Linked DNA regions of Homo sapiens: region 2 is linked to region 1. A link is an interaction called in ENCODE POLR2A ChIA-PET data of the cell type or tissue named here. Cell type or tissue: K562. All regions are shown on one strand. Links, peaks and the distances in the headings refer to the core of each region. The heading gives the core; the rest is flanking DNA.

Evidence for each region. ChIA-PET counts read pairs that join two places held together with the same protein. Peaks named below come from ENCODE experiments on the same cell type or tissue, not always from the same donor. Only the 100,000 strongest peaks of a DNase experiment are listed, where the experiment ranks them.
Region 2: POLR2A ChIA-PET joins it to region 1 with 5 read pairs; 3 of 35 experiments call an interaction of 5 or more read pairs at or near these places.

What each region holds. Positions count from the first base shown.
Region 1 is chr1:31,444,929-31,449,324 of GRCh38, forward strand. All of the region lies in intron 1 of LOC124903900 (a long non-coding RNA gene), which reads right to left. LOC105378625 (a long non-coding RNA gene) reads left to right here and starts at 926. Exons shown (of 4, transcript XR_007065578.1): 1 at 926-3,533; 2 at 3,616-3,799; 3 at 3,973-4,396. In K562, for the core only: a CTCF peak has its summit at 2,460 (motif pointing right); a DNase peak (open chromatin) is centred at 2,515; H3K27me3 peaks cover 757 bases.
Region 2 is chr1:31,388,590-31,392,985 of GRCh38, forward strand. It overlaps LOC105378623 (a long non-coding RNA gene), which reads right to left and starts at 1,241. Exons shown (of 3, transcript XR_947141.3): 1 at 1,178-1,241. In K562, for the core only: no CTCF peak of the experiment used is centred there; no DNase peak of the experiment used is centred there; H3K27me3 peaks cover 1,471 bases.

The DNA.
Region 1 (4,396 bases), core at 233-4,232:
TGAGGGACTTGTGATAAGATTCTTTATTCAGGGACAGGATATTGCTGTGAATCACAAGACCTTCCCCTGGTTGGAAGCCTGCCAAATGTGACCTGTAGGTTATCAGGTTCAAATTCTAGGCTCAGCTGCATCTGGGTTGGGTGGCCTCAGCCAGGTCAGGGATATTCTGAGACTCAGTTTCCTCTTTGATAGCAGTCGAGATGCCCTCTCAGGGACCTTTGCCTCCTTGTTGGCCTCTTGACTCTGGTGAGATTGTTTACCTAATGCCCCCACAAGCCTAGGGATTGCACAAGTTTGGGGAGGAATCATAACTGATGCATTCTGTCACCTTCCACTCCCTGGGGACTGGCAGAGAGCAGACATCTGTAAATGTTTGCTGTTGTTGAAGTACATTGGAACATGCCCCCGAACCACCAGGATCCAGGATCTGCTGAGCAGCCAGAGGGCGGTGGATGGAGGCCTGGCACTGTTGGGTGTCCTCAGGGCTGGGTGCCCAAAGTGGGAGGACCCGCCCCCCCGCCCCACGCCGGGTGAAACCTAGGACCCTAGTCACACCTCAAGTGGAAAACATGGACCTTAATCCTGGAGAGCTGGCTGGGGTTTAAGTCAGTGCCACTGACTTGCAGTGTGGCCCTGGGCAAGGGGTAGAACTCTTCTGGCCTGGCTTTTCTCATTAGTAAAATAAGGGGTAGTTTTAGGCAATTTGACAGCTAACGTCTGTTTCCTGTCTTGGCCCAATGGCCCTTAGGAGCTCTGGTCCAGGTCCTCACAGAAGAAGAGTCTGTGGTGGTCTCTTTGAGAATGCCTCTTTCCCTCTGGTCTCAATGGCCTACTACTGGCCCAAGTGCCCTCCCACCACACACACACACACACACACACACAGATTCACACACACATGCATGCATGCACATATGCACACACGTGCACATAGCATGTGTACACACATGGACATGAGCATACTTGCACACAGCAATGCATTCGATGGACTGACATTCGATATCCATTCACCCCACTTTTCTGTGCCTTTGCCCCATGCTGCAGGGGGTTCTGAGTTAGAGCCAGGGTTCCCCTCACATAACAAAATTTACCATTTTGAAGATACAATTCAGTAGTATTGAGTACATTCACAATGTTAAGCAACCATCGCCTCTATCCAGTTCCAAAACATTCTCCTCACCCCAGAAGAAAACCTCATATCAATGAAGCAATCACTCCCCATTCCCGCTCCCCTCAGCCTTTGCAACCGCTAATCTGCTTCCTGTTTCTGTGGGTTTGCCTATTCTGGATATTTTATATGAATGGAATCATACACTCTGTGACCTTTTTTGTCTGGCTTCTTTCACTTAGTATAATGTTTTTAAGGTTCATCCATATTGCACTACTTCATTCCTTTCTTTTTTTTTTTAATTTTTTTTTGAGACAGAGTCTTGCTCTGTTGCCCAGGCTGGAGAGCCGTGGCGCGATCTCAGCTCACTGCAAGCTCTGCCTCCCGGGTTCACGCCATTCTCCCGCCTCAGCCTCTGGAGTAGCTGGGACTATAGGCGCCTGCCACCACACCTGGCTAATTTTTTGGGTTTTTTTTGTATTTTCAGTAGAGACGGGGTTTCACCGTGTTAGCCAGGATGGCCTCGATCTCCTGACCTCGTGATCCGCCCACCTCAGCCTCCCAAAGTGCTGAGATTACAGGCATGAGCCACTGCGCCCAGCCTACTTCATTCCTTTCTATGGCTGCATAATATTCCACTGTATGAATATCCACATTTTGTTTGTCCATTCATCGTCCTTTGATAAATTATTGGGTTGTTTCACTTTTTAACTGTTACGAAAAATGCTGCTGTACACATGCATGCACAGGTTTTTATTTGAACATCTGTTTTCATATCTCTTGGGTATACACCTAGGAGTGGTATCTAAAATTGTGTTTGTGAATGTGTGGATGTCTCACACGGAAATCAGGCTACACCATGCCAGTGGCTGCTCAGAGAGGTGCAAGGGAGGACACTGTGACCTCCTTCACCCTGACTCTCCCCTGAGCAGAAAACCAGAATGTCCACTAGGCAGGTCTCTTCCTGAATTGGACCACAACAACAAAATCTTAACTTGGCTTGTGCCTAGGACAGATCAGCCTGAGCCACGCCCTCATCTTACTATACTTACAAGGCTTTTCTGTTCAGATCACCTAGGAACATCTGAATAAGATGCCACCCCCACTGAGAGTCTTTAGAACTTTCAGTAACCAAGGCAGGACAACTCATCTACTCCCTAGTAGGATCTGAACCCTGAAGTGCAATAGTAACCACAGGCGAGTAATGGGACTTTGGACAAATTTCTCAAACAAAGGAGACTCAGTTTCCTGATCTGTAAAATGGCAATGATAGTGCCTTTTTCATTCCTTCATTCATTCATCCACTAGCGGTGCGTCACACACCTATTCTATAGCAGGCCTTGTTTACACAAGGATCAGCAGCAGATGTCACACTTGCCATTAGGGGGCTGAGATCTGGTGGAGGAGGTGGACGTAAATCCAGTAGCCACACAAACGTGTACGTTGTAAATGTGTCAAGGGCCATGATAGAAAGATAGCCAATGTCACGCACTTCCGTTAGGGGTGAGCCGAGGTCCAAAGCAGGGGTATAGAAGTATCTTGTGATTTTAATCTGCATCTCCTTCATGACCACTGACGTTGGACACTGTTTCATATGCTTATTGGACTACTGAATATCCTTTTTTGCTGTGTGTAAAGTGCCTATTTAACTCTTTAGCCCATTTTTAAATTGGGAGGTTTTTTCCCTGCTGATTTGTAGCAGATACATGGGAAGTGAGTCCTTGGTGGATATATATTTTGCAAATATCTTCTCATAATCTCTGTCTTATCTTTTCACCCTCTTAATGTTGTCTTCTGATGAACAGTGATTCTTAATTTCAAAGAAGTCTAATTTTTAACATTTTCTTTAGTTTTTAAAATTATTTATTATTATTATTATTATTTTTGAGATGGAGTTTCACTCTTGTTGCCCAGGCTGGAGTGCAATGGCACGATCTTGGCTCACTGAAACCTCTGCCTCCCAGGTTCAAGCAATTCTCTTGCCTCAGCCTCCCAAGTAGCTGAGATTACAGGCACGTGCCACCACACCCAGCTAAATTTTATATTTTTACTAGAGTCGGGGTTTCACCATGTTGGCCAGACTGATCTTGAACTCCTGACCGCAGGTGATCTGCCCGCCTTGGCCTCCCAAAGCACTGGGATTACAGGCGTGAGCCACCGCACCTGGACTAAATCTTTTCTTTTATGACGCTTATTTTGCCTTTATTAAGAAAATTTTGCCCCCTCCAAGGTCGGATATTATTTTATTTTTTCTTCTGGAATCTTTATTGTTTTGTTTTTACGTTTAGGGATATGATTATGATGTATCTCATTACTTCTTGTTATAGTGTGAAGTAGAAATCAAAGTCCATGTTTTTCCATATCGACCCAGCGCTACTTACGGAAAAGACAATCCCTTCCCTCCCACAGGAGAACTGTCATCAATCAGGTAGTTGTATATGTATTACTGTGTCTGGGCTCTCTGTTCTGGTTATTGGAGGATTTTAAATGAGCCTCAGATTTTCCTTCAGAAATGCTCACTCTGGATGCATTGTGGACGATGGATTGGTGGCGGAGTGGATCCAGGGGAATGTGTAGAAGAATATTGGCAAACCAAGAGGAGATGATGGTGGCCTGGATGAGGGTAGTGGTCGTGGAGGAAGAGGATGGAGGTGAAATCAACAGGGCTTGGTGATGGATTGGAAATGAGTGGAGGTAAGCTGGTGAAAGGGAATGTCAACAGTTTATCCAATGGTGTGGCTTTGGAAGGTTAAATGGTGGTGTCATACAACATGATCCACATTAGCTGGTTTAGGTAGAAAGGAGTTTATTAGGGTGTTAAATAATTAAACATGTGTTTTTGGCTCATGGCTTTGTGTATCATTTAGGATGCTTTGAACTATAGCCAACAGAAAGCCCTATTCAAACTGGTTTAAAAAAATAAAGACTTCACCAAAGGCTGAAGAAACAGACTTTGAGTTGAAGTTTCAGGAATAACTCCCGGGACTAGGTCATCAAGAAAACTGCTGTAATCAGAAAGCCACCGGCTCCAGAATGCATCACAGCTACCACCAGGGAGCCGCCATTATCAGGAGGCTGCTACTAATGTGCCACACCATCACACCACGCCTGCCACAGTCCTTGGCAGCAGAATAAATGCGTGTTCATGTCTTATTCTTGATGTCCACTAAGCTAGGAAAACCACATCTTTACCAACTGTACGACAGAAAAACCAGATGTCTTCACAACTGTGTTGTTAGCAGAAATGGCAAAAACAACAGGAAGATGGCCTTCACCTTCCTTCCATTTTCT
Region 2 (4,396 bases), core at 154-4,153, 56 kb before region 1:
ACCACTGAGGGCACACCCACCTCTCCACCCCAGACACATACAGTCACATCAGCCCCAGTATCACAGAGCCTCACCTACAGCCAGAGTTCCTCCCAGCTGGGTGGGTCCAGGCATCCCACCAGGGCACAGGGCCATTACACTCACCCCTCTCTCGGGCTGCCAGGGTCTCCTCCACCCTCTTGCTCCACACAGTCCCTCCCCCAAATGCACACTAGCCTACCTGCTGGGCTGGCCATGGAGGATAGAGGAGAGGGCAATGCCAGCTCTTCCACCCACTCCGCAGCCAGCCTGCAGGGACCCAGCTGGGGATAAGATGCCAATAATAATACCTGGCTGGGCGCGGTGGCTCACGCCTGTAATCCCAACACTTTGGGAGGCCGAGGTGGGCGGATCACCTGAGGTCGGGAATTTGAGACCAGCCTGATCAACATGGTGAAACCCCGTCTCTACTGAAAACACAAAAATTAGCTGGGAGTGGTGGTGCATGCCTGTAATCCCAGCTACTCAGGAGGCTGAGGCAGGAGAATCGCTTGAACTCGGGAGGCAGGGAGGTTGCAGTGAGCCGAAATCGAGCCATTGCACTCCAGCTTGGGCAATAAGAGCGAAACTCCGTCTCAAAAACAAAAACAAAAACAAAAACAAAAAAACAAAAAACCTAACACTTGTTGAACATTTACCTGTGCCAGGCACTGTTCCAACACTTTATAAATACTAACTCATTTAATCCCACAACCCTATGAAGTAGATAATTTTTTTTGTTTTTTGTTTTTTGTTTTTGAGGCAGAGTTTTGCTCTTGTTGCCCAGGCTGGAGTGCAGTGGCGCGATCTTGGCTCACTGCAACCTCTGCCTCTCAGGTTCAAGCGATTCTCCTGCCTCAGCCTCCAGAATAGCTGGAATTACAGGCACCCGCCACCACACCCAGGTAATTTTTTGTATTTTTAGTAGAGACAGGGTTTCACTATGTTGGCCAGGCTGGTCTCGAACTCCTGACCTCAGGCGATCCACCCTCCTCGGCTTCCCAAAGTGCTGGGATTACAGGCGTGAACCATCGCGCCCGGCCCTGAAGTAGGTAATATTTTTTTATCCCCATTTTATAGGTAAGGAAGCTGAGACACAGAAAAGTTAAGTCACTTGAGCAAGATCACAGCTAGTAGGAGAGGAAGCCGGAATTTTAACCTGCTGTAGACAGCATGGTCTGTCAGTTGTTGATGTGACTGTACTGGGCATGCCAGGCACTGTGAACCCAGTGGTTCCAGGGTCTGCCCCTGAGGAGCTCAGGTCCTCTGTGAAATGATGAAAAAAGGTGATTATGATGCAGCGTCTTTTTGACTGGGGTCCGTGGTCAGTCCCAGGAGTCCCCAGGATGGTCACTTGGCTGGTGGAACAGATGATTTTCTTTCACTACAGTCACAATATTTGGAAGATGTCTGCATGAGAGATAGTCCTTTTTACCTTTTTACAGACAAAATTGTCAAATATGTAATAAAGGCATTTTCACTGATAGCATACACTGTCAGATAATGGACAGTCCACACGGCAGCTGGTTACCCAGCCTAGATAGAGGGCTTTCTCAATGGTGAGAATGCAAGGAAACCTGCTCTGCCGGTGTGTGTTCTGGGCACGCAGCGGGCCTCATTTATGACTTAGTTCAACATTACAAACCTTCGGGAGCCCCACCCTCCTTCTCTGAGAGTTGCCGCTCCCTACTAGGTATGGCCCCTGAGGCCATGTTTGTATGCTTTGACTCCTGCCCCTCCAGCTTCCCGGAGGGGATACCCCAAAATGAAGGCCTCAGAAGCAACTGAGACTGACTGATCCAGGAATGCCTATCTGATCCAAGTAGGCCAATCAGGTCCTTTGTCTGGGGCTTGGGAATCTGCATTCCACTGGCTGGGACTGGCCCCTGAACTGAGAACAGGTAATCTTGGGAACTGTAAAGCAGCCACCTTCACATTCACTGCGGTTTACACAGAAGAAAAGAAGCAGAAAGCTCTCTACAGGAGTAGAGAAGAATGAGGCAGTGAAGAGGGGGAAAGTGCTGAGCTCCAGAAGCCATCCAGCTCCACAAGGGGCCACAATTGCTCCCCCAATCCTTATGATAACGCCTGATTTTTCTTTCCGTTAGCCTGAGACAGTTTCTGTTCCTTGTAGTCAAAGGGCCTTATTTAAGGCACTTGAATTAGAAAACATCAAAGAGAAGAGAGTGCCGCAAATCTCCTAAATGTGTTGGTTTTATGGTCATTTTTGAATATGACAGACTCCAAAGCCGTGGAGCTTACATGTGTCCTGGAGTATCCCCAGTGGAAGCTTGAGGTTGTTTGTCTCTGTGTACATCCCCTAGTGGAGTGGAGATGGCTTTCCTGATAAGAAATGTGCTTTGAAAGGACTTTATTAAGCTTGGAATTGCCCAGTGGTTTGCTGGACAATAAATATTTGAAAACTAGTTTCTCAAAAATCCAAATGTATAGGTTATATATGGACATATATTTATTATAAATTTTACTGATATAAAGGCTGTGTAGGCCAGGCACAGTGGCTCGTGCCTGTAATCCTAGCCCTTTGGGAGGCCAATGCGGGCAGATGGCTTGAGGTCAGGAGTTCGAGACCAGCTGGCCAACATGATAAAACCCAGTCTCTACTAAAAAAACAAAAATTAGCTGGGCATTATGGCACACACCTGTAATCCCAGCTACTCAGGAGGCTGAGGCAGGAGAATCTCTTGAACCCGGGAGATGGAGATTGCAATGAGCTGAGATCGTGCCACTGCATTCCAGCCTGGGTGACAGAGTGAGACCCTGTCTCAAAAAAATAAATAAAGGCTGTGTAGCACACAGCTTAACTTACAAATGACACAATATGCAAACTCCTTTTTTTTTTTTTTTTTGAGACAGGGTCTCACCCTGTCACCCAGGCTGGTATGCAGTAGGGCGATCATGGCTCACTGCAGCCTTGAACTCCTGGGCTCAAGTGATCCTCCTGCCTCAGCCTCTTGAGTGCTGGGACTATAGGCTCGTACCATGACACCCAGATCATTTAAACAGTTTTTTTGTTTGTTTGTTTTGTTTTGTTTTGTTTTTTAGACAAGGTCTTGCTATGTTGCCCAGGCTGTCCTCAAACTCCTAACCCCAAGCAAACCTCTCACATGGGTCTCCAAAGCACTAGCATTATGGATGGGAGGCACCATGCTGGTCCATATACAAACACTTGATAGTAAATTCCATACAGCCAATTGATTCTGGCAGAATGGTTTCATTAATTTTTGCCAAACTCATATCTGTAGCCATCCTATGGTTGCAATTCAACCAAAATTTGAAATTGAATTGCATAGATACCAATCTGCTAATTATTTTCCTAATAAATTTATTGTCATTAAATGTGCTACAGGATCTACTGTTAAAATATTTTTCTTTTTTTTTTTGAGACGGAGTCTCGCTCTGTCACCCAGGCGGCAATGGCTTGATCTCGGCTCACTGCAACCTCCACCTCCCGGGTTCAAGTGATTCTCATGCCTCAGCCTCCCGAGTAGCTGGGATTATAGGCGTGCATCACCACCCCCAGCTAATTTTTTTTGTATTTTTAGTAGAGACAGGGTTTCACCATCTTGGCTAGGCTGCTCTCGAACTCCTGACCTCAAGTGATCTACCCGCCTTGTCCTCCCAAAATGCTGGGATTACAGGCGTGAGCCACTGCACCCAACCTACTGTTATAATATTTTTCACCCTTCTACAGATATATTCATTAAACAGAAACTTCTTTCAGCTTTAGCACCAGACTTGACAAACTATTAAGTTTAATTTGCACTTTTAACATTTTGTCTATCACTTTCTTTAGTCTTGAAAGTCAACAAAACAACAAATCAGTTCCTTATTTGTACCTATCAGGACTCAGACAACAATACCCCAAAATGAAGGCCTCAGAAGCAAAAGTTTTTCTTTGACCTTCTCCTGTCCTCTTGTCTTTCTGTTCCATTCTCCCCTGAGGCTAGCCATAGAAACTAGAATCTCTCTTCCCCAAGGCTAGCATCCCTTTTCCCCAAGACATTTCACGGAAAACAAACCCCTTTTCCCCCGAAGCCAGCCGTAAAACCTAAAAGCATTACTCTGGATTTTCCTCCACCTTTCTGTGTGAAAAGAAGTTATCTTACCTACCTTGACTCTAGGTCATAAGATCCTCATTCTAGAGTGGGTCCTGCCCCATATTCAGAAGGAAGGAATGAATGCTCAGAGAGGCCAGGAAGAATCCAGGCAGAAGTCCTTGCTGGGCTTCCTCACTCAGTCTATTAGCATTTGATCATAGCCTTTTCATCCAGTCATATTTCTACATGGCTGTCCATACTTTGTTGAACCTAAGCATAAAAACGAATAGTTTTCTGTTTTTCTTCAGGTCTTCATGCTG